Linked DNA regions of Homo sapiens: region 1 is linked to region 2. Evidence: read pairs that join two places in POLR2A ChIA-PET (ENCODE). Cell type or tissue: GM12878. All regions are shown on one strand. Each heading gives the region's core, and the rest is flanking DNA. Links, peaks and the distances in the headings are about the cores only.

The links. Peaks named below come from ENCODE experiments on the same cell type or tissue, not always from the same donor. Only the 100,000 strongest peaks of a DNase experiment are listed, where the experiment ranks them.
Region 1: POLR2A ChIA-PET joins it to region 2 with 7 read pairs; 3 of 35 experiments call an interaction of 5 or more read pairs at or near these places.

Annotation. Positions count from the first base shown.
Region 1 is chr4:40,603,600-40,620,175 of GRCh38, reverse strand. All of the region lies in intron 1 of RBM47 (RNA binding motif protein 47), which reads left to right. Among named protein-coding and RNA genes, the nearest start is that of RBM47, 18 kb to the left of the region's middle. RefSeq lists enhancers at 519-1,046, 5,773-5,832. In GM12878, for the core only: no CTCF peak of the experiment used is centred there; no DNase peak of the experiment used is centred there; H3K27ac peaks cover 1,315 bases.
Region 2 is chr4:40,219,233-40,235,808 of GRCh38, reverse strand. All of the region lies in intron 1 of RHOH (ras homolog family member H), which reads right to left. Among named protein-coding and RNA genes, the nearest start is that of RHOH, 30 kb to the right of the region's middle. RefSeq lists an enhancer at 8,231-8,280. In GM12878, for the core only: a CTCF peak has its summit at 6,613 (motif pointing left); DNase peaks (open chromatin) are centred at 7,048 and 8,318; H3K4me3 peaks cover 1,597 bases; H3K27ac peaks cover 4,841 bases.

The DNA of each region.
Region 1 (16,576 bases), core at 3,218-11,217, 390 kb before region 2:
CGCCCAGGCTGGAGTGCAATGGTGTGATCTTGGCTCACTGCAAACTCCGCCTCCCTGGTTTAAGCGATTCTCCTGCCTCAGCCTCCCGAGTAGCTGGATTACAGGCATGAGCTATGAGGCCTGGCAAATTTTTGTATTTTTGGTAGAGACAGGGTTTCACCGTGTTGGCCAGGCTGGACTCAAACTCCTGATCTCAAGTGATCCGCGGCCTCGGCCTCCCGAAGTGTTGGGATTACAGGCGTGAGACACCGTGTTTGGCCTAGATACAGACTTAACTGCTGTTTGAGCAGCTACTGTGTGCTGGACACTGGATACGAAGTACCCAGTGGTGAATAAAGATTCTCCGCCCTCTGGGACTTTCTTTGTTGGGTGGAGATGAGATTTAGTGTTCTGAAGGAACCAGGAACCCACAGGTACTACACAATAGTAGGTGGGAATCCCATAGGTGAGGTCATCAGAGAAGGCTCCTCCAGGGAGGTGGGGCTGAAGGTGTTTGATGGGCAGGGAGATGTCCATCTTCGCTAGATGGAGTAGCGTTCATGAAGGTCCTAAGGCTGGGAACGCTTGGCATGTTGAGGGACTTAAAGAAGGCCGACCTTGCAACAGTGCAAAGTGCCCAGCAAGGAGGAGATGGGCACAAGGTAGGGTTATGGGGATTACTGAGACTCAGAGCATGTGGGTCACTAAAGACCATGGAAAAGAGTTTGCATTTTGTTACTCCAGGCCTAAGAGAAAGCCATTAAAGACGACTTCTTAAAAGACAACCCTGACCCAGGCTGGAGTGCAGTGGTGCAATCATGGCTCACTGCAGTCTTAAAGTCTTGGGCTCAAGTGATCCTCCTGCCTCAGCCTCCCAAGAAGCTGGGACTACAGGCACACAATCATACTCAGCTAATTCTTTGATTTTTTTGTAGAGACAGGGTCTCACTCTTTTGCCCAGGCCGGTCTTGAATTTCTGGGCTCAAATAATCCATCCATCTTGGCCTCCCAAAATGTTGACATTACAGGTGTGAGCCACTGCGCCTGTCCAGGGGTTGATTTTTGGGGGTGTTGGTGTTGGTGGAGAGAGCCAGTGGCCTGCATGGGATGTCTTCTGTGTATCTACCTGCCTCTGTTATGGTCTGAGTCTGAGGCCGGCAGTGGCCAGCAGAAATAGCAAGATGTGGTGATGGCCTGGAGGAAGGACTGAGGATGGGGGGTTCTGATCTGTGTTGCTGGCTGTGATGGCAGAGACTGGGGGAAAACAAGTTTGAGGCAGGTAGAGGAGATCAGGAGTTCAATTTTGGGTGTGTTTACTGAGATTCCTGTTCAAACATCCCAAGGAGATGCTGGAAGTTTCCCTTTTTTTTTTTTTTTTTTTTTTTTTTGAGATGGAGTCTCGCTCTGTTGCCTAGGCTGGAGTGCAGTGGCTTGATCATGGCTGACTGCAACCTCTACCTCCCAGGTTCAAGCAACTTTCCTGCCTCAGCCTCCCGAGTAGCTGGGATTACAGGCGCGCGCCACCATGCCTGGCTTATTTTTGTATTTTTAGTAGAGACGGGGTTTCACCATGTTGGTCAGGCTGGTCTCGACCTCCTGACCTCGTGATCTGCCCACCTCGGCCTTCCAAAGTGCTGGAATTACAGGTGTGAGCCACTACCCCCAGCTAGAAGTTTCCCCCTTTTATATCCAGTGCCTCTAGCAAAAGCAGGAGACACCTCTAGTGCCTAGCATTCATTTTTCGGAAAAGTATTTCTTATTTTATTTTATTTTTAGAGACAAGGTGCCACTCTGTCACCAGACTGCAGTGCAGTGGCGTGACATTGCTCACTGTAAAATCTTGGGCTCAAGCAATCAATCCTCCTGCCTCAGCCTCCTGGGTAACTGGGACTACAGGCACATCACATGCCTGGCTGCCTAGCATTTTTTCTTTTCTTTTATTTTCTTTTTTCTTTTTTTTTGAGGGTCTTGCTCTGTTGCCTAGGCTGGAGTGTGGTACAATCATGTTTCCCTGTAGCCTTGACCTCCCTGGGCTCAGGTGATCCTCCCACCTCAGCTTCACAAGTAGCTGGGATTACGGGTGTGCATCACCATGCTTGGCTAATTTTTTGTATTTTTTGTAGAGACAGGGTTTCGCAATGTAGCCCAGGCTGGTCTCAAACTCCTGGGCTCAAGCAATCAGCTTGCCTCAGCCTCCCAAAGTACTGGGATTATGGTGTGAACCACCATGCCTGGCCCTTCACATTCTTTTAGACAACTGTTTTGTATTTCAGTGTTTCTCTTTATGTCCATATTGGCAAATATAAAGTATGTGATCTTTACTTTTATACCACAAATGACAAAATAATGCTAATCGAGTATCTAGGGTGTATAGGAAACTGTAATGGGGAAAGGGGGTTGGGGGCAAACATTAAAAAAAAGACTTAAGTATAGTTTCAGTCATCAAACTTATAACTCAAATTAATCATATATATTTACCAAAATTTTAATATTTATATTATATATTTAATATTCAATCACATTAGTATAAATATAAAGTACATGTATATATTTATACTTAACACTGAATATATTTAATATATTTAGCATGTATATGTACTTAATTTACAATATTAAATGCCATATTTATTTATTATTTTGAGATGGAGTCTCACTCTGTCACCAGGCTGGAGTGCAGTGGCACGATCTTGGCTCACTGCAACCTCTGCCTCCCAGGTTCAAGCGATTCTCCTGCCTCAGCCTCCCGAGTAGCTGAGACTACAGGCACGCACCACTATGCCCAGCTAATTTTTTTGTATTTTTAGTAGAGATGGGGTTTCACCATGTTGGACAGGATGGTCTCCATCTCCTGACCTTGTGATCCGCCTGCCTCGGCCTTCTAAAGTGTTGGGATTACAAGTGTGAGCCATCACACCTGGCCTTAAATGCCATATATATTTAATAGTGAAAACAAAAATTTGTGTGAACAGAGATTCATCCCACATAACAAGTAAGAGAAAGATAAAAGAAAATGTAAGATGAGGCCAGGCGCAGTGTCTCACGCCTGTAATCCCAGCACTTTGGGAGGCCGAGGCGGGTGGATCACCTGAGGTCAGGAGTTTGAGACCAGCCTGGCCAACATGGTGAAATCCTGTCTCTACTAAAAATACAAAAATTAGCTGGCCGCAGTGGCGGGCGCCTGTAATCCTAGCTACTCGGGAGGCTGAGGCAGGAGAATTGCTTGAATCTGGGAGGCGGAGGTTGCAGTGAGCCAAGATCGCGCCACTGCACTCCAGCCTGGGCGACAGAGCAAGACTCTGTCTCAAAAAAAAAAAAAAAAAAAGAAAAGAAAATATAAGATGAAACAGTGGATTTCCTTGTGAGTTATAACCACTGAGAGACATGCAAATTCATGCTGTAAATATTGACACTGTAAAAATGGATCCATTAGAACACGTAAATGTATTTCTTGTGTGTCTCTTACCTAACTTTTGTAAGCTTTGTAAAAAGGGTCTGCTGTGTTTCTTCTGCATATTATGTGGGTGGAAATTAGAAAGCTGATACAGGCACATTTTAAACCACATAATGAAAGGCTGATTTGTATCTCTAGCAAACTGAGTTTTTGAGTTTCTAGTACCTAAAGCGAACTGGGGATATGAGGGTGAGCAACACACAGGGCTTTTGGAGCTTATAGCGGTGGAAGCTTTATCCGTTTGTTTTTAGCGCCACACTACAACCTCCCAAGCAGAGATTATTCTAAAAAAAATGATTGCGCATATACTTGCAAACTCATAGGAATAAAATGATTTTGGTCTCAAGCAATGACCAAAGAAGTGATTTTTTTTTTTTCTTTTTTTTTTTTTTGAGACAGAGTCTCGCTCTGTCGCCCAGGCTGGAGTGCAGTGGCGCGATCTCGGCTCACTGCAAGCTCCGCCTCCCGGGTTCACGCCATTCTCCTGCCTCAGCCTCCAGAGTAGCTGGGACTACAGGCGCCCGCCACCATGCCCGGCTAATTTTTTTGTGTTTTTAGTAGAGACGGGGTTTCACCCATGTTAGCCAGGATGGTCTCGATCTCCTGACCTCGTGATCCGCCCGCCTCGGCCTCCCAAAGTGCTGGGATTACAAGCGTGAGCCACCGCACCCAGCCAAGAAGTGATGTTTTAAAAAGTCATGAAGCTTTAGAATTGGATGGAGGTAGAAGAAGCTATGACAGATAATGTTTTGCAACCGTGGCTATAGAAACTGTCAGTGACTGTAGCATTTTATTCTCCAATATCATGTCAACACCAGTGGAGCCCATGAGGTGTAATTGTATTTATTATTGCTTAATTGAGCCACAGATGGTGTGGTTATTCGTTTTGCATAAGATGGTTCAGTTTCCAAAAGGATATGAAGCGCCTGAAGTTTTCACAATTAATTAGTTAATTAATTAATTTTGAGACAGAGTCTCACTCTGTTGCCCAGGCTGGAGTGCAGTGGCGTGATCTTGGCTCACTGCAACTTCCACCTCCCAGGTTCAAGCGATTCTCCTGCCTCAGCCTCCCTAGTAGCTGGGATTACAGGCATGTACCATTATGCCCAGCTAATTTTTGTATTTTTAGTAGAGATGGGGTTTCACCATGTTAGCCAGGCTGGTCTTGAACTCCTGACCTCAGGTGATCCACCTGCTTTGGCCTCCAAAAGTGCTGGAATTACAGGTGTGAGCCACCATATCTGGCTAAATTCTGTTTTTAATAAGAAAGCAACTTTGGTGAAGAGCTGTATAAGGTGTACCTGGAACAGTACTTACTTTTGTCATCCAGGCTGTAGTGCAGTGGAGTGATCTAAGCTCACTGCAGCCTTGACCTCCTGGGTTCAAGAGAGTCTCTCACCTCGGCTTCCCAAGTAGCTGGGACCACAGGTGCACACCCTCATGCCTGGCCAATTTTTTTTTGTATATTTTGTAGAGACAGGGTTTCACCATGTTGCCCAGGCAGGTCTTGAACTCTTGAGCTCAAGTGAGCCACCACGCCCACCCAGCCATGACTAACATTTATTGAGCACCCACTGTATGCCATGCATGGTTTCTTATTTTTATTATTATTATTTTTTTGAGACAGGGTTTTGCTCTGTTGCTCAGACTGGAGTTCAGTGGTGTGATCATACCTCACTGCAGCTTCAACCTCCTGTGTTCAAACGATCCTTCTGCCTCAGCCTCCCAAAGTGCTGGGATTACAAGTGTGAGTCACTGTACCTGGCCATGATTTTATTTAACCAACAAACCACCCGTGAGAAGTAGGTTTTACAATTATCCTCATTTGACATGTGTAGAAATGAGGCGCTATCTAGTAACTTGCCCAAGGTAAATGGTGGTCAGAATTGAGACTCTTTTGTGTATGTGTGTGTGACAGTGTCCTTTTTACCATGTTGCTCAGGCTGGAGTGCAGTGGTATGATCAAGGCTCACTGCAGCCTTGGCCTTCTAGGCTCAAGTGATCTTTCCATCTTAGCCTCCTCAGTAGCTGGGACTGCAAGTGTATGCCAGCTCAGTTAATTTTTTTTTTTTTTGTAGAGATGGGGGTCTCATTCTTTTGCCCAGGTTTGTCTCAAACTTCTGGGCTCAAGCGTTCCTACCCCTTTGGCCTCTCAGAGTGTTGTAATTACAGGTGTGAGCCACTGCCCCTGGCCAAGACTCTTGTAAAGCTTCCCAAAGGAGGTCAGGTTTGGAAAAACCAGGTCTTTGGACCAGGACCCAGTCTTCTACAAGATCTGTTCTTGGCTTATATCACCTCAGACAATTGACCCTGGCCATGGCCCTTCTCCTCACTGCCTTTCACTTTCCTTTCTTTTAAAATTAGATAGAAGGGAGGGGAGATTTTGGACTAGGCTTTGACTTATGTTTTACACAGCTGCAATTTTCTCTAATTCTTTTTACTTTCATGGTTCAAGTCACTAAAAGGCTGCTGGTTCATTTGATGTTGAAGGGAAGATGGGGGTTGGGTGGATGGGGGATGGTTACTTGGCTTTAAGTCGCAGGAAGGAAATAATGCTGGGTTAGATGGCTCGTTCCAAATCTTACAAAGTTCTTACAGATTTGATTCTTAACTCTCAGATCCCTTCTGAGATAGTGAATATTGCTAGTATATAGGATGGTTCCAGACTGGTGGTTCTAGATTTTGTCTTCCAAGGAACATTTGGTAATGTCTGGAGATGTTTTTGGTTGTCACAATGTGGGAGGCAGTAGTGGGGATGGGGATTGGGAGCTTCTGGCATCTAGTAGGTAAAGGCCAGGTGTACTGCTGGACATCCTACAATGCCCAGGAGAACCACTCAAAACAAAGAATTATCCAGCCCAAAATGTCCATAGGGCTGAGGCTGAGAAACCCAATTCTAGACTGTTCTCCACAGTCACTACTGTCCTTTTTTTTTTTTTTAAGTTTTATTTTTTAAGACATGGGATCTCACTATGTTGTCCAGGCTGGTCTTGAACTCCTGGTTCAAGCAATCCTCCTGCCTTGGCCTCCCAAAGTGCTGGGATTACAAGCATGAGTCACCATACCTGGCCTGTTACTACTGTCTTACACACCATGAACAGCATTCCTTTCTTTAGTTTTTTATCACCAATGAGTTAAACTCATCTGTCTTCTGATGATGCAGGGTCTAAGAAGGTATGAGGGGAGAAGGTCAGTAAAAAGTTGAACTGAACTCTGTTCTTAGGAATGTTAAGTGTTTTAACAGCAGCCTGCTAGAAAAGTCATTTCGTAGTTTATTTTTCCCTTTCTTGTGGATTCAGTCACTTCACTGTTTCCTTCTCAGATTCTAAGAATTTTTCTTTCGAGGCTACTAATGTCATTAGAATATCCCCAGAGTTTTGGTATACTTTTTTTTTATTGAGGGACTTCTTGATATTTATATATTTTGGACAAAGCTGAACTTTGAGAAAGTTGTTAGTAGAATCTTTTCAGACCTAAAGATGCCTGAAGTTTAAAGGTTTAGGTTTGGTTAAAATGAAGTTGTCCTATGTTTTATTAAGACTGTATCTTGACTTCATTTAAAGCAAAAAAAATAAAAATCATTGTACAGTGCTTTCAGCTTCATGGCGAGACACTTATATTAAATGAACACATGCTGGTGTATAGCTGGACTGTCAGCAGCTTTGGGAAAACAGCAAACATTCAAGGATGGCTAGAAATGAGCTCCGTGTACCAGGCTGACTTTCCTTTGAAGAAACCTTTTAGTCAATATTTGATGTCTTGTAGATTTGGGGAAGAAAGATAAATAAATGTGTTTGCAGTTGTTCCTGGCTGAGAGAAGCTGAGTTTACCTAAGTTTCCATAATAAATTAATTACAACCAAAGGAAATGAAACAAAAGCCTAGGGGATGAAGATCATAGGTGAATGAAGATCCCTCTGCAAATTGACATGGGTTCTAGGTTTGACTTCTTTGTAGTGGAAATAAAATGCAGCTGAATGAGCTCTCATTTTTGCTGAATATAAGATACCTTCAAATTTAATAAATGGGAAAATGATGTGTACTGAGAAGCTTGGACATTCTCTGATGACCTTTTGTGTTATTTCAGTTCATTTAAGGTCACAAAAGTCCTACAAATGCCCTGTTGGATCAGATTAAAGAACTGCTCATCCTAGTTTCTGCAGACTTCAGAGAATATATTTTAGACAAAGTCATTCTTAGAATTTCTAGCTATACTTCTTCTTTTTTGAGAGACAGAGTCTGGCTCTCTTGCCCAGGCTGGAGTGCAAGTGCAGTGGTGCGATCTTGGTTCACTGCAACCTCCGCCTCCTGGGTTCAAGCTATTCTCTTGCCTCAGCCTCCCAAGTAGCTGGGATTGCAAGCATGTGCCACTACACGTGGCTATTTTTTGTGTGTGTTTTTAGTAGAGGCTGTTCTTGAACTCCTGACCTCAAGTGATCTGCCCACATCGGCCTTCCAAAGTGCTGGGATTACAGGCGTGAGCCACTGCACCCGGCCATCTAACTATACTTCTTGAATATCAGTTAGATACGGACCCTAGATACCATTAATTCTCCACATCCACATGTTATGGATCCATGATCAGGATCTAATTCATTCAGATTCCCCAGGACTTCTTGTTAAAGCAGTATTTACTTTTCTTCCCTCCAAAGCTCACTTTCAGACTTCTACAGGTGGCCCATTTACCTTCATTCCAACGCTCTTGACCCTTCATTCTTTTAACATTTGAATTCTATTCCATTTCCATCTTAATCCTTCTGTTCTGAAGAGGCCTGAGTCTTGCGTGGAAGGCCAAGACTCAACGCTTGATTATTTTATTACACCTCTCATGTATCTTATTGGAGATACATTATATATATATAATCAATGATATCTTGGATAAGATGTCCCAGTTTAATCTCAGATGCTCTTTGGTTTTGCCCAAGTCTTGAATAGTGATTTCAAGTTTGCTTCCAAAACTCATTTTGATGATTCTATGTGGGTGGTTTTTTTTGTTTTGTTTTGTTTTTGTTTTTTTTGAGACAGAGTTTTGCTCTTGTTGCCCAGGCTGGAGTGCAATGGTGCGATCTCGGCTCACCGCAACCTCTGCCTCCCGGGTTCAAGCGATTCTCCTGCCTCAGCCTCCTGGTAGCTGGGATTACAGGCATGCGCCACGATACCCAGCTAATTTTTTTTTTTTTGTATTTTTAGTAGAGGCAGGGTTTCTCCATGTTAGCCTCGAACTACTGACCTCAGGTGATCTGCCTGCCTTGTGGCCTTCCAAAGTGTTGGGATTACAGGCGTGAGCCACCGTGCCCGGCCTATGTGGGTTTTTTGTTGTTGTTTTCTTTTGAGTAGCAACAACTCCAGCCATTTATTCATTGAGTGGATACAGGTTCTGTGTCAGGCATTGGAGATACAAAATGTATCAGAAGTATTCTGGGTTGTTGAGAAGCTCACAGACTAAATCAGACACGTAAGCAAAAATAAAATAAAATACTCTTTTGTGCTTTCTAGAATAGAGATATTCATTTATCCATCCATTGATTCATTGAAAACCATTTATTTTGTGCCTACATTTACCTAGAGAGACTGAAGCATTAAAAATGAGTCCCATGAAATTTTCTAGATGCTATGATAGGAATCGGTAGCATCAGTTTAACCTGAGGAGGCACAGCAGGGGATGAGGGAAACGTTTAGGGGACTCCTCATAAAGATAAGACTTTTAACATACTTAATATTTACATAGTGTATTAGTCTGTTTTCATGCTGCTGATAAAAACATACCCGAGACTGGGAAGAAAAAGGTTTAATTGGACTTAACAGTTCCCCATGGCTGGGGAGTTCTCTCATAATCATGGGGGAGGGTGAAAGGCACTTCTTACATGGCAGCAGCAAGAGAGAATGAGGAAGAAGTGAAAGCAGAAACCCCTCATAAACCCCTCAGATCTGGTGACACTTATTCACTATCACGAGAATAGTCTGGAAAAGACCGGCCCCCATGATTCAATTACCTCCCCCCTGGGTTCCTCCCACACCACATGGGAATTCTGGGAGATACAATTCAAGTTGAGATTTGAATGGGAACACAGCCAAACCATGTCACATAGCATGTGTTATGTGCTTGGTCCTGTTCTTTTTTTTTTTTTTTTTTTTTGAGATGGAGTCTCACTCTGTCGCCCCAGGCTGGAGTGCAGTGGCGCGATCTCGGCTCACTGCAAGCTCCACCGCCCGGGTTCACGCCATTTGCTGGCCTCAGCCTCCTGAGTAGCTGGGACTACAGGCACCCGCCACCGAGCCTGGCTAATTTTTTGTATTTTTAGTAGAGACGGAGTTTCACCGTGGTCTCCATCTCCTGACCTTGTGATCTGCCTGCCTCGGCCTCCCAAAGTGCTGGGATTACAGGCATGAGCCACCGCGCCTGGCCGTGCTTGGTCCCGTTCTAAACACTTTACGAAGATGAACTCATTGAATCTGCATAAGAAAACTATGAAGTACTTACAATTATGATCCCCATACACAGAAGACCTAGGCACAGAAAGGTTAAATAACTTGCCTAGGGTTATGTAGCTAGTAAGGGCAGAACTCGGAGTTGAACCCAGGTGATTTGGCTCTAGAATTAGAGATGATTCTTAAATGAGGTTTTTTTGTTTGTTTGTTTGTTTGTTTTTATTTTGAGACAGAGTTTCACTTTTGGCACCCAGGCTGGAGTGCAGTGGCGTGATCTCGGGTCACTGCAACCTCCGCCTCCCGGTTCAAGCAATTCTCCTGCCTCAGCCTCCTGAATAGCTGGGATTACAGGCATGCGGCACCACACCCGGCTAATTTTGTATTTTTAGTAGAGACAGTTTCTCCATGTTGGTCAGGCTGGTCTTGAACTCCTGACCTCAGGTGATCTGCCCTCCTCAGCCTCCCAAAATGCTGGGATTACAGGTGTGAGCCACAGCGCCTGGCTTGAATGAGCCTTAAATGAGATCCAGAGATATGAAAAGCAGGTAGTTAGTTACCATTTGGAGAGGGATTCCGGAACCTAGAGAGAGATGAGGCTGAAGAGGCGGGAAGAAACCAGATGGCAAGGACTTTGTCTCATGCGCAAAGCATATAATTTATAGAAAGCAGAGAAAAATGGAAGCTAAAAAAGAAGAAAAAGGTCATGGCTGGGCGCAGTGACTCACGCCTGTAATCCCAGCACTTTGGGAGGCTGAGTCGGGCAGATCACTTGAGGTCAGGAGTTCGAGACCAGCCTGGCCAACATGGTGAAACCCTGTCTCTACTAAAAATACAAAAATTAGCCGGGCGTGGTGGCGGGTGCCTGTAATCCCACTTACTCTAGAGGCTGAGGCACAAGAATCACTTGAACCTGGGAGGCGGAGGTTACCGTGAGCCAAGATTGTGGCACTGCACTCCAATGTGGGCCATAGAGTGAGTCTCAGTCTCAAAAAAAAAAAACCAATAAAAATAAAAATAAAAAATTAGCAGGCCAGGCATGGTGGCTCATACCTGTAATCCCAGCACTTTGGGAGGCTGAGGTGGGTGAATCACGGTCGGGAGTTTAAGACCAGCCTGGTCAACATGGCTAAACCCCATTTCTACTAAAAATACAAAAAAATAGCTGGACGTGGTGGTGGGCACCTATAATCCCAGCTACTCAGGAGGCTGAGGCAGGAGAATCACTTGAACCCGGTAGGCGGAGCTGCAGTGAGCTGAGATCATGCCACCGCACTCCAGCCTGGGCGACAAGAGTGAAACTCTATCAAATAAATAAATAAATAAATAAATAAAAGAAGAGGTATGGAGACATAGCCAAACACTGCAGAGAGCTCACATGTTTCGTGTCATCTCGTTTTTCCAAATCAGCAATGACAGCAGGATGAGTGGGCCAACTCTAAGGAATGTACATATAAGATTTAACTTCATTCATTGGTTCCATGTTTGTGGGATTTCTGCTATTTACATTTACTTCACAACATGTGCTCACCCAGAGTGTGCCTTTCATGCCAGAATTTTAGGATTGTACTTGCCTTACTAACACCAACTTGAGCAGAATGATATTATCACAGTCAAAATGGTTATTGCTGCAACAGTCTCTAAGTTCAGGATTTGCAGTTTGTCCAGCATCATCAAGCCTAGTTGACAGGATAGAAAAAGAGTTCCAAGTCTAAGCTTGTTTCACTCTCATTGACAAAAGAAAGGGCTTTTTATTGCTATTTCGTACTTGGTCTTAATACTCGATATGGATTGGGCCCCTGAGCAGAGGCAGTTGTTTCTTTGCTACCAGGTTGGTAATTTAGAGCCTGCCCATTTTGGAAAATAAATTAATCTCCAAGTCTGCCTTCCCCTCAAATGATAATGCTCTGCTTATTATATCAGTGAGCATTTACTGGAGCAACTACTTGGTACCTATTGGTCGCTCTGCTGAGTTCTGGGGAGTTGTAGGTGAACAGGACACTCTTCCTGCCCTCAGATGCTCACACTCATGTGGGGACAACTCACTTGTGTCCAACTCACTGTACTATAACATGGCATGTGATATTGAACAGGGAGCCCACAGGAGGGACAGTTGGGGAAGAAGGGTGATCTTTTAGCTAGATTTTTTTTTTCTGAGATATAATTAGCGTACTGCGAAATTCACCATTTTAAATTAGAAAATTCACCTTTTTTTTTTGGAGATGGAGTTTCGCTCTGTTGCCCAGGCTGGAGTGCAGTGGTGTGATCTCAGCTCACTGCAACCTCCACCTCCCTGGTTTAAGCAATTCTGCCTCAGCCTGCTGAGTAGCTGGGTCTATAGGTGTAGGCTGCCATGCCTGGCCAATTTTTTGTATTTTAGTAGAGATGAAGTTTCACCATGTTGCCCAGGCTGGTCTTCAACTCTTGAACACAGGCAATCTTTCCGCCTCAACCTCCCAAAGTGCTAGGATTACAGGCACGAGACACCGCGCCTGGCTGAAAATTCGCCATTTTAAAGTAGAAAATGCAGTGGCTTTTAGTAATTCACAAAGTTGTGCAACCACCACCATGATCTATTCCAGAATATTTTCTTTTCTTTTTCTTATTTTACTTTGAGACATGGTCTCACTCTGTGGCCCAGGCTAGAGTGCAGTGATGTGACCGCAGCTCTCTGCAGCCCCGATCTCCCAGGCTCAAGCAATCCTCCCAATGCAGCCTCCTGAATAGCTAGAATTAGAGGCGTGTGCCACCATACCTGGATAATTTTAAAATTTTTTGTAGAGATGGAGTCCCACTGTGTTGTACAGGCTGGTCTCAAACTCCTGGGCTCAAGTGATCCTCCTGCCACAGCCTCTTAAAGTGCTGGGATTACAGGCATGAATCACCATGCTCCGCCCTATTCCAGAATATTTTCATTATCCCAGAAAGAAAGTCCAAACCTATTAAGCAATCACTTCTCATTTCTCTCTCTCCCATCCCCTGGCAACCAGTAATCAACTTTTTGACTATAGATTTGCCTGTCTGGACATCTCACATAAATAGAACCATACGATATGTGGCCTCTCATGTCTGGCTTATTTCTCTTAGCATATATGTTTTCAGGATCCATCCATGTTGTGGCATCTATCAATACTTCATTCCTTTTTATGGCTGAGTAATATAATAGTCCATTGTACGGACATACCAGATTTTGTTCATCCATTCATCAGTTGATGGATGTTTGGGTTCAGCTGGACTTTGAATAAATAGATTTTTGCACAGCGTAGAAGAGATGTTGTGATTTACGGAAGATAAAACACATCATTTTAAAGTAACACATATGTTTGCGGGCTTTTTTTCTGACAGGGTCTTGCTCAGTTGCCCAGGCTGGAGTAGAGTGACACAATAATAGTTCACTGCAGCCTCGATCTCCTGGTCTCAAGTGATCCTCCCACCTCAGCCTCTCCACGCCTGGCTAACTTATTTTTGTTTTTGTTTTTAGTAGAGAGGAGGTGTCACTGTGTTGCTCAGGCTTGTAACACATGTTCATGTTAGTACTTACATCTCAGTACTTACTGAATGCCATGCACATTTCAAGTCCTTTACAAATAGTAACTTCCTCAGTCCTCATCACAACCCTACTAGATGGCAAATGAGGCACAAAGAGGTAAAGCAATTTGCCCAGGTTGCCAGCCAGCAAGTGGAGAGCCAGAGACCAAATCCAGGCAGTGTGGCTTCAGAGTTCATCTCTCAACCACCAAGCTGTGCTGCAGAGCAGGGGCTTGGGGCCAGGCGGGCCGTCGGTGAAACTGTCCAGGTGGGGCTAAAGGGCAAAGAGGGTGCAGGAGAGAGTGATGGATGAGGCCAGAGATTGTGTGTCCTCTGCTGTCAGTAGCTGTCCATCTGGAAGACAGATCTGACCATGTCATTCACTTGTTAAAAACTGCCACTAGTCCACCGTTTTTCTTTTCTTTTTTTTCTTACCGAGACCACATTTCCCAGAAGTTCCCTGATTCTCTACAGTAGTTTCTCGGTAACAATCATTTCCCTACTACCTTTTCAATTTCCCCATATCTATATATCACCTACATCATCATTTAATATTTTTCTTTTTCTTTCTTTCTTTCTTTTTTGTTTTTTTTTTGAGATGACGTCTCACTGTGTCACCCAGGCTGGAGTGCAGTAACGTGATCTTGGCTCACTGCAACCTCTACCTCCTGGGTTTAAGAGACTCTCCTGCCTCAGCCTCCTGAGTAGCTGGGATTGCAGGCGTGCACCACCACACCCGGCTGTTTTTTTTTTTTTAAGTAGAGAAAGGCTTTCACCGTGGTGGCCAGGCTGGTCTCGAATTCCTGACCTCAAGTGATCCGCCTGCCTCAGCCTCCCAAAGTGCTGGGTAATATTTTTCTTTAAATCAACTCACTTTTGTTTTACTAAAATCCATTTACTTAAAGTGGAACACTATCTCATTTCTTAAATGGAAAACCCGTATTTTTCTTTCTTTTTTTTTAAGATGGAGTCTCGCTCCCCTTGCTCAGGCTGGAGTGCAGTGGTGCGATCTGGGCTCACTGCAACCTCCACCTCTCGGGTTCAAGTGATTCTCCTTCCTCAGCCTCCCAAGTAGCTGGGATTACAAGTGTGTGCCACCTCGCCTGGCTAATTTTTGTATTTTTAGTAGAGACGGGGTTTCACCATGTTGGCCAGGCTGGTCTCAAACTCCTAACCTCAGGTGATCTGCCCGCCTTGGCCTCTCAAAGTGCTAAGATTACAGGCGTGAGCCACCGTGCCCGGCCGAAGACCAGTATTTTTCTAATATGCATATAAATTATCCAAACCTTGAAAATGAAATGCCTCCACTCATTTGCCACCTAAAAGCAGCAGTGTGTGGTATACATATGGAGAAATCAGGGCTTACAGAATGAGGTTTGAACACTATACTAGGCCCTTCAAAACTGGGGTTCAGTCTGTGCTCCAGCCCCAGAGCTGGCTCATGCACTTTTGTAAGAGCCATGTGGCGCGCCGGGCAGAGTGGTTCACGCCTGTAATCCCAGCACTTTGGGAGGCCAAGGCGGGCAGATCACCTGAGGTCAGGAGTTGAAGACCAGCCTGGCCAATATGGTGAAACCCCGTCTCTACTAAAAATACAAAAAAATTAGCTGGGCGCGGTGGCGGGTGCCTGTAATCCCAGCTACTTGGGGGCCTGAGGCAGGAGAATTGCTTAAACCTGGGAGGCGGAGGTTGCAGTGAGCCAAGATTGCGCCATTGCACTCCCGTCGGGGCAACAAGAGCGAAACTCCTTAACAACCACGACAACAACAACAACAAAAGACCAGGTGCGGTGGCTCAAGTCTGTAATCCCAGCACTTTGGGAGGCTGAGGTGGGTGGATCACGAGGTCAGGAGTTCGAGGCCAGCCTGGCCAATATGGTGAAACCCCGTCTCTACTAAAAATACAAAAATTAGTCAGGCGTGGTGGTGTGCACTTGTAGTCCCAGCAACTCAGGAGGCTGAGGCAGGAGAATTGCTTGAACCCCGGAGGCAGAGGTTGCAGTGAGCTGAGATTGCACCACTGTACTCCAGCCTGGGCGACAGAGCGAGACTCCGTCTCAACAACAACAACAACAACAAAGAGCCATGTGGCAATCGTGAAATGTGTCTTTCTCATTCCTGGACTGGACTCATCATGCTTATTTTTTTTTATTTTTTATTTTTTAGAGAGACAAGGTCTTGCTTTGTTGTCCAGGCTGGAGTACAGTGGCACAATCACCACTCACTGCAGCCTTTAACTCCCAGGCTCAAGCAATCCTCCCTCCTCAGCCTCCCAAGTAGCTGAGACTACAGGCAGGTACCACCATGCCTGGCTAATTTTTAAAACAATTTTTTAGACATGGAGTTTTGCTATGTTGCCCAGGCTGGTTTTAAACTCCTGGCTTCAAGGGATCCTCCTGCCTTAGCCTCCCAAAGTGTTGGGATTACAGGTGTGAGCCTCCACACCCAGCCCATCATGCTTTTTCATTGCAGCATGTTGTTACTCTGTCTTTCCTCCTTTCCATCCATCCTTTGCTAGGACCAGCTCAAATAACTTCTCTTAAAGCATCTCAGATCTTCTGGATCCCTCCAGAACTTGGCTCTGCCAGGTCCTGTGTAATATTACAGACACTTGTTTAGTTTGTCCCTACCAGACTGTGAGGTGTCTCAAGGTTGGGGACATTATTTGTTGAATGGATAAATGGTTGGTTAGGGCCAAAGGGTGAAGACCTTGAATGTGATGGTAGGTGTTATGGATCGCAGCATTCCCAAAACATGTTTTGAAATGAACATGATCAGTGCTGTTTTTCACTATGCTGGGTGTGGTTGGTTGTGTGGAGACTGAATGAAGGAATGAGATCCTGGAGTCAGGGACAGGAACATAAAATCAGCACTGATTGAAATGCCTGGTGCCGGCTGGGAGTGTGGCTCACGCCTGTAATCCCAGAATTTTGGGAGGCCGAGGCAGGCAGATTACTTGAGCTCAGGAGCTCGAGACCAGCCTGGGCAACATGGTGAAACCCCGTCTCTACAAAAAATACAAAAATTAGCTGGGTGTGGTGGTGTGCTCCTGTCATCCCAGCTACTTGTGAGGCTGAGGTGGGAGTAGCACTTGAGCCTGGAGGTCGAGGCTGCAGTGAGCCAAGGTCATGCCATTGCACTCAAGCCTGGGTGACAGGATGAGACCCTATCTCAAAAAAAAGAGAGAGAGAGGG
Region 2 (16,576 bases), core at 4,564-12,563:
TAAACAAAGGTCTCACTATGTTGCCCAAGCTGGTCTCCAACTCCTGGGTTCAAGCAATCCTCTTGCCTCAGCCTCCCAAAGTGCTGGGATTACAGGCATGAGCTACTGCCCTAGGTTGTACCCAGCTCTTCAGACCAGGTCTCTACTCCTATTCTCTTCCTGAAAATAAACCAGTTCTTGCTTTTTTTTTTTCTTTTTTCTTTTTTTTTTTTTTTTTTGAGATGAAGTTTCGCTCTTTTTGCCCAGGCTGGAATGCAATGGCGCAATCTCAGCTCACTGCAATCTCCACCTCCTGGGTTCAAGTGATTCTCCTGCCTCAGCCTCCCGAGTAGCTGGGATTACAAGGTGCATGCCACCAAGCCCAGCTAATTTTGTAATTTTAGTAGAGACGGGGTTTCACCATGTTGGCCAGGCTGGTCTCAAACTCCTGACCTCAGGTGATCCACCCACCTTGGCCTCCCAAAGTGCTGGGATTACAGGCGTGAGCCACCATGTCCGGCCCAGTTCTTGATGTTTTAAAGGACATCTGTTGCTTCCTGATCTGGATGCTGGTTCCACAAGTGTGTGCAGTTTGTGAAAATCCACCAAGCTGTATACCCACGTGGTGTTCACTTTCCTGTATGTAGATAAAACTTCAATAAAAAGCATTTTTAAAAATAAGGTTACCACCTTTGTGGTGAACATCTTCTCAAGTGGCATTTTATCTTAAGTTTTACTTGCAAGAATTTATTTCACCAATCTGAATCCTATCTTAATAATTCCCCCTACTGTGTTGCTAATTGCTACAAATAATCACTAGATTTTCTCTCAAAACCACAGAAAGAAATCATTTTTAAGTCAGTGTACTTTCATACATAGATCATCTCTGTTTGAAACAGATTTTGTTCTGAAAGTTTGTTTGCAAGATGCTGGTTTGCTTGGCCAGGCACAGTGGCTCACATTTGTAATCCCAGTGCTTTGGGAGGCTGATGTGGAAGGACCACTTGAGGCCAGGAGTTCAATGCCAGCCTGGGCAACATAGCAAGACCCTGTTTCTACAAAAAAAAAAAAAAAAAAAAAAAAAAGATGCTGATTTGCAACTTTTAACATAAGTTCACCAGAATAAAAAATGTTAAGCAGTATTTATGTTCCTAAGCCTGAAGCATATTAAACCCCTTTATAGTTGAATTAAAACAAAACATTGCCAAGTCCTGAAGCCTTTTATTATTTCAACATATTAAGCTCTGAAGCCTCTCTGAGCCGTGTGTCCTGCCCTCTGGTCCCCAATCACACCGGGACCGTGGTCCCCTTCCCCTCCTCTGGTCCAGCAACTCTGCCCTGACTGGTCTCTTCCACTCCCAGGAGCACAATCAAGGAATCGTTGCCTGAGGTCTAGAGTTCTTAGTCCGGTTCAATTTCAGAGTCAAATACAAGACTAGCCAGCTAGGCAACCACCCAGAGCACCCTTAGAAACTCATCTCAAAACTAAAGTGATGGGGAAATGCATTTCCTACTTCTTTTCTCAAAATAGTTGGAATAGCCTGAAAAACTGCTTGGAGTTGAGGGTGCAACCCCAAGAGGTGTGCTCAGGGAAGGACACGTGGTCTCTGAACTTCTTTTAGGGAATGTGGATCTTGTTTACCAAAGACTCGTGTTTTCTCAGTTGGGTATCCATGTTTGGGGCCTGAGCTGAACTGTTCTAGGAAAAAGAGAGCAAAAAGGCAAATCATGCCTATCTAATCATTCTATAATGTCACGATGCTATAAAGTAAGGTTGTCAAACTATGGCCCACGCATGGCTGAATCCAGCCCGCCACCTGGTTTTGTAGGGCCATAAATTGAGAATGGTTTTTACATTTTATTTCATTTTATTTTATTTTATTTTATTTTATTTTATTTTATTTGAGAGGGAGTATTACTCTGTCGCCCAGGCTGGACTGCAGTGGCATGATCCCGGCTCACTGCAACCTCTGCCTCCCAAGTTCAAGCGATTCTCCTGCCTCAGCCTCCCAAGTAGCTGGGATTACAGGTGGTTTTTACATTTTTTAATGGTTGAAAAAAATCCAAAGGAGGAAAATATTTTATGACATGTGAAAATTATATGAAATTCAAGTTTCAGGTTTCACAAATAGCATTTTATTGGAACACAGTCATGCCCATTCATTGACATGTTGCCTATGACTGCTTTCTCGCTGCAACATAAAGTTGCAACCAAGCCTAAAATATTTTCAATTTGGTCTTTACACAAAAAAGTTTGCCAACTCCTACTAGACAGAAAGGTAGTTCAGAGTAAGAAGGGGCATGTAGACCTGGGGTCAGGCAGGCTTGGGTTTGGCTCCAATGTCTGCCACTTAAATGTGTGACCTTGGGGCAATTACTTAACGTCTCTGACCTTCGGTTCCTTTGACAACAAAGTCAACTATGCATAGTGTCTACAGCACAGACTCTGGAACCATACTGCCTTTCAGCCCCACTGGCTATGTGATCTCATAAAGGTCACTTAACTTCTCTAAGCCCCTCTTCCCTAATTGTAAATAGGCAATAATAACGGTGCCTACCTGGTGTGAGTTGGTTGATGGTATTATTTTTAATAATAAAAATTAAAATAAAATAATGATACCTACCTTACAAGGTGGTTGTACAGAATTAAATGGGTAGTGCATGTAAACCACATTGAATAGTGCCTGGCACAGAGTGAGTACCGTAGAAGTATTTACCATTATTATAATTTACCTTGAGGGGTTGTCGTAAGATGGTTCTGAGCTAGTGTATGTCATGAGCCTAAAACAGTGCCTGGAACAAAACAGGTACTAGCAAATAGTAGCTGCTATGATGATGATGATATGAACCAGTACTACAGACACACAGGAGAGGGAGCATTAATTCTCGAGATGGGAGAAAGGAGTGGTGATTTGGGAGCCCCGCATTTAAAAGGTGACAGCTGATCTGTAGGATGAGTAAGATTTTGATAAGCAACAGAGAAGAAAGGCTTTGGGGGTGGGGAGAAGCATGTGCAAAGGCCCAGGGGCATGAAAATACATGTTTGATTTGGGGAAGTAGAAGAAGTTCAGGGAGGTTGCACTGTGGGCTGCTCAGTGGGGAGCAGGAAGTGGCCGGTGGAGGGATTATGGGAGATGAGCCTGTGATTTTATACAATCCAAGGTTGCCTTCTGCTCATCAGCAGCCACAGCACACTATTAGCTCCAGCTGACTCCAGTTAAAATCAGTTAACAGTCAATTAAAATCCCTGGGTCTTTGGCACATAAAATGTTACTAGCCAGGCACAGTGGCTCCTGCCTATAATCCCAGCACTTTGGGAAGCCAAGGCAGGAGGATCACCTGAACCCAGGAGTTCAAGACCAGCCTGGGCAACATGATGAGACCCCTGCCCCCCGCCTCCGGTGCCTCACCACCAAGTCTATACTAAAAAAAAAAAAATTAGCCAGGCATGGTGGAGCATGCCTATAGTCCCAGCTAGTTGGGAGGCTGAGGCAGGAGGATTACTTGAGCCCAGGAAGCTGAAGCTGCAGTAAGCCATTATCACACCACTGCACTCCAGCCTGGGCAACAAAGCAAGACCCTGTCTCAAAAAATAAAAAAACTGTTACCAATCCATTCTCTTTTAACTTAAATGTTACTAACCTCTTTGAGCACCTACTCTGTGTCAGGCATTGAAGCCAAGTTAAAGAAAACACAGCTTCTGCCTTCAAAAAAACTTACAGTCTAATGGCAACACCAGACATAAACTTCAGCAAGGATCTGAGGGAGGAACAAATAAAGTGCCAACAAAGGGAAAAAGGTGCTACCTGCAACTAGCAGGAATCAAGGAAGGCTTTGTGGAGGCCATGGTATTAGAACATGACCCTTAAAACCACTGAGCTTGAGATGCACAGAGAAGAAAGAGAAACATGAGCAATGAAGGAAAAACCTAGGGCACCTAGAAGGGTGAGAGGCAGCTCAGTTGGGCTAAAAGGCGGAGCCCAGAATGGGAGATCAAGCTGGGCTGTAGGAAGCTCATTCTTGTGGCAGGTTAGGCTGGATTGCAGGTGGGAAAGACCAAAGAGGCAAGTGGGAGGCTCCTGCCGTTGGGATCAAGGATGACTTTATCCAGAGCAGATGCTGTGAGACAAGAAAGAGGGAGAGAAGCCCCAGCAACATCCACGAGGCGGAACTGACACGCAGGCCTGAAACAAGGTGATTCTGAGGCTGTAGGCCTGGGGGCCTGGGAGAAGCTGCTGGCAAACATAGGCAGCACCAGAGGAGAGAGACAGATCTGTGAGATCCATGAAGAGGTGGGTGTTTCCCACTGGGGGGCCTGCTGAAGAGACAGAGCGCTTTCAGGAGAGCCACAGGCTGCCGTCATATGACAAGGCTATCGTTTACTGAATGAAGGGGAAGAGAAGTGGGGTAGCCAGGGTCATCTTCCTCTCCCATGAGCTTTGACATGAAATCTTTAGCTAGAAACATGTTCTCTTCTATGTTATGTATAGCAAAAAAAAAAAAAAAAAAAATCACCTAAGAATAGGTGGGTCTTGCACAAACCAATTTGCTCCTATATTGAAATCCATTAACATAACATCGTACGGGTCTATTCACAGACACAGGAAAAGGCTTCCTAAGCTAAATGGGTGGAAAGCAGGTTTCAAAATGGCAGGTTTCAAAATGGCCTGTACAGGAGATTCCAGAGCTGTGAAAATGTCTAGAGTGGTGCCCACTGGCTTGTCTCTGGGTCCTGGGGTTGTATGTGATTCCCATTTTCTTCTCCTTGCTTAAGTGCATTTAAAAATGTGTCCACGATACGCATGTGCTATTTGCGCAGTTTTGAAGAAGTGCTTCCTGTATGTTGTTTTGTCTTTTTAATGTGGTCTCAGAAGGGAACAAAAAGGCTGGGCTGGTCCCTTGAAGCTACAGAAAATTTCTGTGAATCCCTATCAGTGACTCTGAAAATTTTTCTAGGTCTACACTGCTGAATTCGTTTACAATTCCTAGAAGCACTAACTCCAACTTCTGATTCCCTTTTAAAGGTCTGTTTCATTCTCTCCTCCTTGCAAAGGAGATGAGCAAAGCTGAATAATTCTGCCTCCTGAATCACAGCTGTTCATAGCTATCCTCAGCCCCAAGCCACCTCTTCTTTCTTCTTACTCATAAGAGTTTTAAAAGTCCAGGCTGAGAGCCAGGCGCGGTGGCTCACGTCTGTAATCCCAGCACTTTGGGAGGCTAAGGGGGGTGGATCACTTTTAGTAGAGATGGGGTTTTGCCATGTTGCGGATAGTCTTGAACTAGCCGCAACATGGCGAAACCCCATCTCTACTAAAAACACAGACAAAAAAAATTAGCTGGGCCTGGTGGCCTGTGCCTGTAGTCCCAGCTATTCGGGAGGCTGGGTCAGGAAAATCGCTTGAACCTGGGAGGCAGAGGCTGCAGTGAGCTGAGATCACACTACTGCACTCCATCCTGGACAACAGAGGGAGGCCTGGACTCAAAAAAGTCCAGGCCGGGTGCCATGACTCACACCTGTATTCACACACTCTGGGAGGCCAAGGCAGGTGGATCACTTGAGGTCAGGAATTCTAGACCAGCCTGGCCAACATGGCGAAACCCCGTTTCTACTAAAAATACAAAAATTAGCCCGTCATGGTGGTTAATAATCCCAGCTACTCAGGAGGCTGTAGCAGGAGAATCGCTTGAACTTAGGAGGCAGAGGTCGCAGTGAGGGGGGATCGTGCCACTGCACTCCAGCCTGGATGGCAGAGTGAGACTCCGTCTCAAAAAAAAAAGAAGTCCTTTTTATATTCTTTTAGATATTCAAATAAATATGAATATGGCCTGGGTATTAGATGACATTTAAGAACTATTGCTAATTTTGTTAGGTGATAACTGTATTGTCAGGTCCTTATTTATCAATCAATTTGTCAATTGTATTTTAAGGCCCTTATCTGATAGAGATGTTGATGTATTGATGAGGAAAATCAATAAGATGTCAGGGATTTATTTTATATTATTCCAGAAAACAAGCAAAAACAATGGATAAAGTAAGATTGGAAAAGTGTTAAGAACTATTGAGGTTGAGTGGTGGGTATACAGGGGTATATTAGCCTATTCTCTCCTCTTTGGTGTAGCTTCAAAACTTTTCGTGTTAAAAGTTTTAAAGCGTGGGGGCTTTTGTTTTCTTTCTTTCTTTTTTTTTTTTTTTTTGAGATGGCGTTTCACTCTTGTTGCCCAGGCTGGAGTGCAATGGCAAGATCTCAACTCACTGCAACCTCCACCCCCAAGGTTCAAGCGATTCTCCTGCCTCAGCCTCCCGAGTAGCTCAGACTACAGGCATGTGCCACCATGCCAGCTAATTTTGTACTTTTAGTAGAGACGGGGTTTCTCCATGTTGGTCAGGCTGGTCTCAAACTCCCGACCTCAGGTGATCCACCCTCCTCAGCCTTCCAAAGTGTTGGGATTACAGGTGTGAGCCACCGCGCCAGGTCCCAAGCTGTAGTTTTATTCTTACTCTCTGGTTATAGAGAAAATGCAGAAAAGCATCACCAAAAGAGAAAAGTATACTTTACGCTATAGTGACTTTTTCAAGTATTTGAAGGCATGTTCATGGAAGTGGCAAAAGGATGACAGCACAGAGGCTTAGAGCCTGCCTCCTGGTGGAGGGATATGGAAGAGGAAAGCCACAGTCCTGGGTAAGGATTCCCAGACAAGTCAGGGAAGAAAATCTTGCGCTTCAATACAGACTCTACCTGCAACTCAGTAAGACATCACTATCTATTCCTGGGAAGTAAGGGCCATCTCTAGAACATAAGCCAAAGGAGGCCAAAGGAGGCCCCTGAGATGACCCAAACTCAACTTTCTAACTGGTATCGTTACCTTCACTAACTTCCCTCGGCCCTCCCTGGGTAGAATTCTGCAGAATTAGCTCTTTGCAAAAGAACAAACGTCATAATGAAAATACCTTAAAAAGAAAAGAAACTCAAGAGTGAAAATGCATTACCCACACGAAACCAGATGAGAAGTCAAAGTAACTCTGAGAGTGAGGAAGACCCTCTGCCCTGGGGGTTCTTGTTGTCTGAAAAGGTGAGGGGGCTTTGGAGGTTTCTATCTTAGTATTTTGTGTTTTCCCCTTAGACGTAAACGTAGCCTTTGTCTGTGAAAATATGAAATCTGCCTGATGTCTGGATAGACCTCCACCAAGTTCAAGATACTTCCCAGCTGTAAAGCACCATCTCTGACTAAGAAAACCATCACATCTCAAGGTTCCCCCCATCCCCAACCCCAGAACCACCAACCACCACCACCATCCAACACACATATTTAAGCCATTGGTGGTGGACAGCATTTCCTGCTTTTACTTGCTGGTCCAAACAGATTGAAGATGACCTCCCTATTGTAACTTCTCTCCTCATTTTTTCCAGACCATTTCTATATATCCTATTTTCTGATTATAAAAGTAGTACATACACATTATAGAACATTTCGAAAACACTGATCCAAAGAAGATAAAAATCAGTTACCACCTAGAACCAAAAGCTGTAAAATATTAGCATACATTTTTCTGGGGTTTTTTATTCAGTGCATCATTTTTTTCCAAAACTAAGAATACCATACTTTATATGCAGTTTGGCATCTTGTTTTTCTTAATTTAACATTTAGGTCTTAATTTAACATTCTATGTCAAGATTCTTGACATAGAAAATGGCTGCATAAAATTTCATTATGTAAATATAGCATCATTTATTTAACCAATTGCCTACTGTTGGATAGTTTAATAATTCCTTATTTTCACTATAGCAACATTGAGTGAATATTTTTAATATAAATATATGATTATTTCTTTAGGATAAATAGATATGAGAGCAACTGCTGGAACAGAAGAGATAAAAAATTGAACCAATTTATATTCCATGTATGGGCCTATCACTGCATCTCTCTATCAACTCTCACTGGGTATAATATTTGCAAGTTTGACTTGTTTTCATTTGCATTTCATTTACAACTGGTGAAGATTAAAATTTTCTCATCTGTTTCTTGACAACATATATTTTTTCTTTTGTAAGTCATCAGTTTTACCTACTTTTCCAGCAAGACGGTCATTGTTTCTTAATGACTTTTAAAATCCTTTTAGAGATTAAGGATATTAATCTTTTATGATTAAATGTGTTGCAAATATATATATATATATAGTGCCCAGGTATTCTGGGAATTCCCCAGATTCCTGGTACTCCCCCTTCACTGAGCAAACCCTAAACAGAATGTAAAGTAGCATGTTCCCTGCTGCGGAAAAAAAACTCAGCATGATGAGATGCCTGAAAGGTCATCTAATTCAACATACTCATTTCTCCCATGAGGAAACCAAGGACTTGAGAGAAGTGGTTAAGCTGCTGGGGGCCCACACGAGGCCCAGAAACTGAACCAGCTGAGTCAGCACACTTTCCATCTACACAGGATTTTTTCAGATACACATTATGCCTACATTGTATAGCCCATACTTAATTTCCTTAATATTTTAAGCACAATGCTCATATAGCTAGATAGACATGCCAAATTATTCACACAGTAGCAACCTTTATTTCTTTGCCTTTTTCCCACAGAAAGATTTTATTGTGTACTGATGGCTTTTTACTCAAAAGGTAGCTGTCAATGTTTTTTGTTTGTTTTTGTTTTTGTTTTTTGTTTGCTTGTTTTCAGAGTCTCACTGTCACCCAGGCTGGAGTGCAGTGGCGAGATCGGCTCACTGCAACCTCCACCTCTCAGGTTCAAGTGATTCTCGTGTCTCAGCCTCCCGAGTAGCTGGAATTACAGGCATGCACCACCACACCCGGATAATTTTTGTATTTTTAGTAGAAACGGGATTTCGCCATGTTGGCCAGGCTGGTCTCGAACTCCTGACCTCAAGTGATCCACCTGCCTTGGCCTCCCAAAGTGCTGAGATTACAGGCGTGAGCCACCACACCCAGCCACAGCTCCCAGTTTTAATATAAAAATACTTTTTAAACACCTGTTCCCTTTCTCATCCACTTCCTTCGAGATGGATCATCTCTTTTTAGGAGAAATCATTAAGCTTTCCAGCATTCTCTAGAAGTAGGATAACCCCTTAACTTGCAGATTGCTTAAGCTATAAAAGAAGTCAAGGCATTTAATAATTTGTTCTGGATATGCAGCCCAGAGCACTGGAAGGAGTGAGGTGATTTAGTTTTAGTTTCAGTGTGTAAGGCTGCCGATATGCAATTGTTTGCAAAGGGCCCATGTTGTGGAGTTGACAGTCACGGTTAGATATTTTTTTCTTTTTCTTTTTTTTTTTTTTTTTTTGAGATGGAGTTTCACTCTTGTTACCCAGGCTGGAGTGCAATGGCGTGATCTCGGCTCACCACAAACTCCACCTCCTGGGTTCATGCGATTCTCCTGCCTCAGCCTCCCAAGTAGCTGGAATAACAGGCATGCGCCACCACACCCAGCTAATTTTGTATTTTTAGTAGAGATGGGGTTTCTCCATGTTGGTCAGGCTAGTCTTGAACTCCCGACCTCAGGTGATCCGCCCGCCTCAGCCTCCCAAAGTGCTGGGACTACAGGCATGAGCCACCGCACCCAGACAGTCACGGTTAGATTTTCATCTCCCTTGCTGAGCAGCAGTATAACCTTGGGCAAGTCACATAACTACAACTGCAAAATGTGAATTAATCATGCATCGTTTGCAGGATTTTTTTTTTAAGGCAACTGAAAAGAATCTATCTCCCATGCCTAGATGAATGCCTGGCCCTTAGCAGATAAGGATAACAATAAACACATTTGCCAGACGCTGTTTGAAGTGCTTTATAAAAATTACCTCCTTTAATCATTACAACAAGACTGCATGTGGTCAATATCATTTTTGTCTCATTTTTACAGCTGGGGGAACTAGGGCACAGAGAAGTAAAGTACCTTGTCCAAGATGACAAGCTAATGAGAAGAGATGCTGGGGTTCAGACTCTGGCAGTCCAGCCTCTGAGCCCATTCATAGGTCTCTACCTCCCCTCTCCCTACCTCTCTCTTAGTGAGAGCCTGCCTATCCTTCAAACCTTGATGAAACTGAGCAATCCTAAAACAGTGGCAGAGGGTGAGGAAGAAAGGCCGGAAATACATTTTTCTGCTGGTGGGTGATTTCCTTCTTACTACAAGCCTGATTTCTTACAGCATTTTAAAGATTCTTCCTCAGTCAGACACTCTCACACACCATTTGATGAGCAGAAGACCACCATCTTTGCAGAGCGCACTTGAACAGAATCCAGCGGCGTCCTTCGTGTATTTGACACCCACAACTGATCATCTATCAACCTCTCTCCTCTAGGTGACAAAATTATTTTCCTAGCAATGCGTAAGAATCAGGAACAGACTGTTTATTTTTTATTCCTTCTTTAGCTTTAAAAGAAACAAGTTACTTTTTTTTTTAATTGAACTTTAAAAAAATCATTCAGGTCAGGTGTACTGGCCGACATCTATAATCCCAGAACTTTGGAAGGCCGAGGCAGGAGGATTGCTCAAGGCCAGGAGTTTGAGACCAGCCTGGGAAACACAGCAAGATTAGCCGGGTGTGGTGGTGCATGCCTGTAAGTCCAGCTACTTGGGAGGCTGAGATATGAGAATCACTTGAACCTGGGAGGTGGAGGTTGCAGTGAGCCGATTTCGCCAGTGCACTCCAGCCTAGGTGACAAAGTGAGACTGTCTGAAAACAAACAAACAAAAAACAAAAATGAACAAACATCTCTACCAAAAAGTTCTTTTAATTAGTTGGGCATGGTAGCATGTACCTGTAGCCTTAGCTACTCAGGAGGCTGAGACAGGGAATGGCTTGAGCCCAGGAGATCAAGGCTGCAGTGAGCCATGATCACAACACTGCACTCCAGCCTGGATGACAAAGTGAGACCCTGTCTCTAAAAAATAATAACAATAATTCAGTAAGATATTTCATGTATGAATTAAAACTTGCACTTACCAATCAGCATTAATTATACTTTGTAGTTTGCATTCTCCTTTGTTGTTTCAAATTTAAATACAAAACTCTGAGAGAATAACGGAATTGAGGTAACTCGAGTTCTGTTCCGGGGTTTCTACAATCACTGTGCTATCATTGTTTATGTCTAATCTGCAGCTTAAACTCAGGACTATGCTGTGCCATAGAAGCTGAAGATGCAACTTGGCCCCAAAGCTCTAGTGAAAGCTGTACACACCATTAAGAACTTACTCTGACTTTTTCACTGCCAGCGCATGGTGATAATAAAAAACAGACCCACACTGGTTTTATTACTGTTTTAAAATTCTATATAAATGATATACCCCCTTACTTCCTGTACTTAGGGGGGACCCCTTGCACCACTCCATCCTTTAAGTCCTTGCCAGTATCTATTAAACTTTTAAATGCGGAGACCTTTTAATCCAGCAATTCCAATTCTTTCAACACGTTGTACTGATGTGTCTACACAAGTAGTCAAGATATGCAAGAATTTCCATTGCTACATTATTCACGACAGCAAAAAAAGAACTGGAAAGATCTGAAAGGTCCATTAAGACGCAGGGGTTAAATTAATTATGCCATATCCATTCGATAGAATCCACTCAGCATTAGAAGGAATTAGGTCAGCCTGTTCGTATTGCCCAGGAAGGGTATGATATACAGACATACCTTACAGATATCGCGGGTTCAGTTCCAGACCACTGCAATAAAGTGAATCTTGCAATAAAGTGAGTCACACAGTTTTTTTTGTTTCCTAGTGCACATAAAAGTTATGTTGGCCAGGAGCAGTGGCTCGAGCCTGTAATCCCAGCACTTTGGGAGGCCGAGGCAGGCAGATCACCTGAGGTCGAGAGTTCAAGACCAGCCTGACCAACATGGAGAAACCCTGTCTCTACTAAAAATACAAACTTAGCCAGGCATGGTGGCACATGCCTGTAATCCCAGCTACTTGGGAGGCTGAGGCAGGAGAATTGCTTGAACCCAGGAGGCAGAAGTTGCAGTGAGCCAAGATCGTGCCATTGCACTCCAGCCTGGGCAACAAGAGCGAAACTCCATCTCAAAAAAAAAAAAAAAAAAAAAACAAGTTATGTTTACACTATACATGATGTCTAAAAGTATACATGGCTTAATTTAAAAATATTTTATTGCTTAAAAATGCTAACAATACAGCCTGGACAACACAATGGGACTCTGTCTAGATAAAAATTTTTTTTTAATTAGCCAGGTATGGTAATGCACACTTGTAATCCCAGCTACTCAGGAGGCTGAGGTGGGAGGATCACTTGACTCCGGGAGGCTACAGTGAGCTATGATTGCACCACTGCACTCCAGCCTGGGCAACAGAGCAAGACCCTCTCTAAAAAAAAAAAAAAAAAAAAAAAGCTAACAATCATCTGAGCCTTCAGCAAGTCCTAATCTTTTTGCCTCAATGTTGATGGCTGCCAATTGATCAGGGTAGTGGTTGCTGCAGGTTGGAGTGGCTGTGGCTATTTCTTAAAATAAGACAACAATGAAGTTTGCCACACTGATTGATTCTTCCTTTCATGAAAGATTTCTCTGTAGCATGAAATGCATTTTATCCACAGCAGAACTTCTTGCAAATTAGAGCTAATCCTCTCAAACCCTGCCACTGCTTTATCAAGTAAGTTTATGTAATATTCTAAATCTTTTGTTGCCATTTCAACAGTTTTCACAGTATATTCACCAGAAGTAGATTCTGTCTCAAGAAATTACTTTCTTGGCTCATCTGTAAGAAGCAATTCCTCATACATTAAATTTTAACATGAGATTACAGACATTCAGTCCCACCTTCAGCCTCCTCTTCTAATTCTAGCTCTCTTGCTCCTTCTACCACATCTGCAGTTACTTCCTCCACTAGCATCTTAAATCCCTCAAGTCAGTCATGAGGCTTGGAATCAACTTCTTCCAAACTCCAGTTAATGTTGCTATTTTGACCTTCTGCCATGAATCACAAATGTTCTGAATGGCATCTAAAATGGTAGATCCTTTCAGAAGATTTTAAATTTACTTTGCCTAGATTCATCAAAGGAATCACTATCTATAGCAGCTATAGCCTTACAAAATGTATTCTTAAATAATAAGATTTGAAAGTTGAAATGACTCCTTGATCCATGGGTTGCAGAATAGATATTGTGTTAACAGGCATGAAAACAGCATTAATCTCCTTGTACATCTCCATCAGAGCTCTTGGGTGACTAGGTGCGTTGTCCATGAGCTGTAATATTTTGAAAGGAATCTTTTTCCTGAGCAGTAGGTCTCAACAGTGGGCTTAAATTATTCAGTAGACATTGCTGTAAATAGATGTGTTGTCATTCAGGCTTTAGTTGTTCCATTTATAGAGCACAGGCAAAGTAGATTTAGCATAATTCTTAAGGCCCTAGGATCTGTTGGAATGGTAAATGAGTACTGGCTTTACCTTAAAGCAACCAGCTGCATTAGCCCCTAACTAGACAGTCAGCCTGTTCTTTGAAGCTTTGAAGCCAAGTATTGACCTCTTACTAGCTGTGAAAGTCCTAGATGGCATCTTCTTCCAATAGAAGGCCATTTTGTTTCCATTGAAAATTCTATTGTACACTGTAGCCACCTTCATCAATGACCTTAGCTAGATCTTCTGGATAACTTGCTGTAGTTTATTCATCAGGACCTGCTGCCTCTCTTTATACTTTGGTGTTATGAAGATGGCTTCTTTCCTTAAACCTAGTGAACCAACTTCTGCTATCTTCATACTTTTCTTCTGCAGCTTCCTCACTTCATTCAACCTTCATAGAATTGAAGCAAGTTAGGGCCTTGTTCTGGATTAGTCTTTGGCTTAAAGAAATTGTATAGCTGGTTTGATCTTCTACCCAGACCACTAAAGCTTTGTCCAAGCAGTAAGGCTGTTTCACTTCCTTATCATTCATGTGTTCCCAGGAGTTGAACTTTTCATTTCTTCAATAAATTTTCCTTTGCATTGACAACCTGGCTAACTGGCAAGAGACCTAGTTTTCGGCCTCTCTCAGCTTTCAACATGCCTTCCTCATTAAACTTAATGATTTCTAGCTTTTGATTTAAAGTGAGAGACACATGACTCTTCCTTTCACTTAAACACTGAGAGGCCATTATAGGTTTATTAACTGGCCTAATTTCAATATCATTGTGTCTCAGAGAATAGGGAGGCCCAAAGGGAGGAAGAGAGGTGGGGGAACAGCCGGAGCAGTCAGAACACGTACAACATTTATCCATTAAGTTTGCTATCTTATATGGGCATGATTCATCGTGCCCCAAAACAATTGCAACAGTAACATCAAAGATCACTGATCACAGATGACCATAACAGATACAATAATAATGAAAACGTTTGAATTATTTTGAGAATTACCAAAATGTGACAGAGCCATGAAGTGAGCATACGCTGTTGGGAAAATGGTGCCGATAGACTCGCTCAACACAGAGTTGCCACAAACCTTCAGTTTGTGTAAAATGCAATATCTGTGGAGCGCAATCAAATGAGGTATTCCTGTATTAGTAACTGAAAAAAAGCAACCAGTTGAACAATCTGGGAAGGGTTTTCCATTTATGTAGAAAGATAAATGTCCAAACTTTGTCTGGTGCGATCTATCTTCCCTTGCCGAGAAGGACATTGGCCCAGGCAGAGGAAAGGTCTCTGCAATGATGGGTAAATCGAGATTTACTGGGAATTCTCAGCTCACCTTTCACATGTCCCTCTATAGAATAAATTGTACTAGGAACATAGCAGTTACTCCCTCAATTGCCTAAGGGAGAAGAGGAACAAAGAGGAATAATCTAAGAACACAAGTTTATTCAGATTTTCTTAATTTTTTCAATCTTCTTTTGAAATATAGACATATGTACTTTTTATACAGATAATATTATAGATACATAGCAATAGGATAAAATATTTCCTTAGATGCTCAGCTTCTGATTAAGGATCAGAAAGATCAAGAAACTGAGCAAAACAAATATATAATGACCCTGAAACTACCAGGATATTCCAGAGCAAAATTCTTTTTTAATGGTTCAGTTCATTGCTTACGCATATATAGTGTTCTATTAACATGACATTTCAAATCCATAGAAGTCTAAAAAAAGGGACAGAATATCTGCCTTTAATTGTCTTTAAACTAGGCCTACTTTTAAGGAGCCTAATGGGGCAGAAGATAATAAAGAAAATGTTAATGTAGTTTAGACTAGGCCCAGAGGTTAAAAAAATTTTTTTTTTTACTTAGTTAATAATGTCTCTGATCCTCACTTTTTTTTCTCTATAGAAGAAATGATTTCATTTGGAGAGGTCATGCAATGGCCACACAAAGGCAGAATGGTGTGGCTGTACTTCATCACCATAAAGTACCATATAGCTAGGACCTCAGAGAATAAAATGCTAAATTAAAGAGAGGAGACGCAATGTTCTGCGTATAAATGACCTCACTCTCCGGTTCGTCCTGCAAAAAATTAAAATTTAAACAGCCAAGTTCTATAATAAAGGTAAATGCAAAATGCCAAGAGAACACTAAGGACAGAGTGTTAAAATCTTCCAGGGTGGTGGGGTGGGGAGGGGGAGAGGAGGAACATTTGAACTTGGTCTTGGAGGAGAGAAAGAAATAGGACTGGTGGACCGCATGCAGGCAGAGGAAGCGGCTGGTGCCCAGGTGTGCACGTGGGTATTTGGAGAATAGACAGCTGGCTATGGTGGCTGAAGCACAGGTGGAAGATGATGTTGGAAAGGGACAATGGGGCCAATTTGTAAAAAGCCCTTTATGCCATATTAAGTATAAGATAACCTCCATCCAGCCGAGTTCTCTCTCTTTACTTTTCTCCTCGGCCCTGTCCCTGCTTTACCTAGCCAATGCAGTTTCTCATGCATTTTTCTGAAGCTATTACATTATTACATAAATTCACATGCTGTAAGTACGAATGCATATAATAATTACACACACATTTTTATATTCAAACAACAGCATACTACTTTGCTGCAATTTCTCCAGACTATGCAACATTGCTGACACTCTCCCTGGTCTTTCCTGCTTTGACAGCTTCAATCCTGCTGCTGCAAGCTTTCCTGCCCTGGCTCTTCCTGGTGAACTTCTACCCATCCCAGAGCCCAGCTCAGATGCTACCTCTTGTATGAGGCCTTCCCAATAAGCAATATATTTCTCCCTTATTTGAGCTCACATGGCATCTTTAAATGTTTTTACATTTTTTGAATAGTGATTACATGCCTATAGTAACATTTTAAAAGTATAAAAGTGAAAAATATACCTCCCTCCTATGGTGCCCAGGCCATTTTCCCAGACGCAACCATCAGACTAAGTTTCTCATGCATTTTTCCAAAGCTATTACATTATTACATGAATCCACATGCATATATATATGAATGTATGTGTATAATTATCACACACACTTTTTTTTTTTTTTTTTTTGAGATGGAGTCTCACTCTGTCCCCAAGCTGGAGTGCAGTGGTGCGATCTCGGCTCACTGCAACCTCCGCCTCCTGGGTTCAAGTGATTCGCCTGCCTCAGCCTCCCATGTAGCTGGGACTTCAGGCATGTGCCACCATGCCCAGCTAATTTTTGTATTTTTAGTAGAGATGGAGTTTC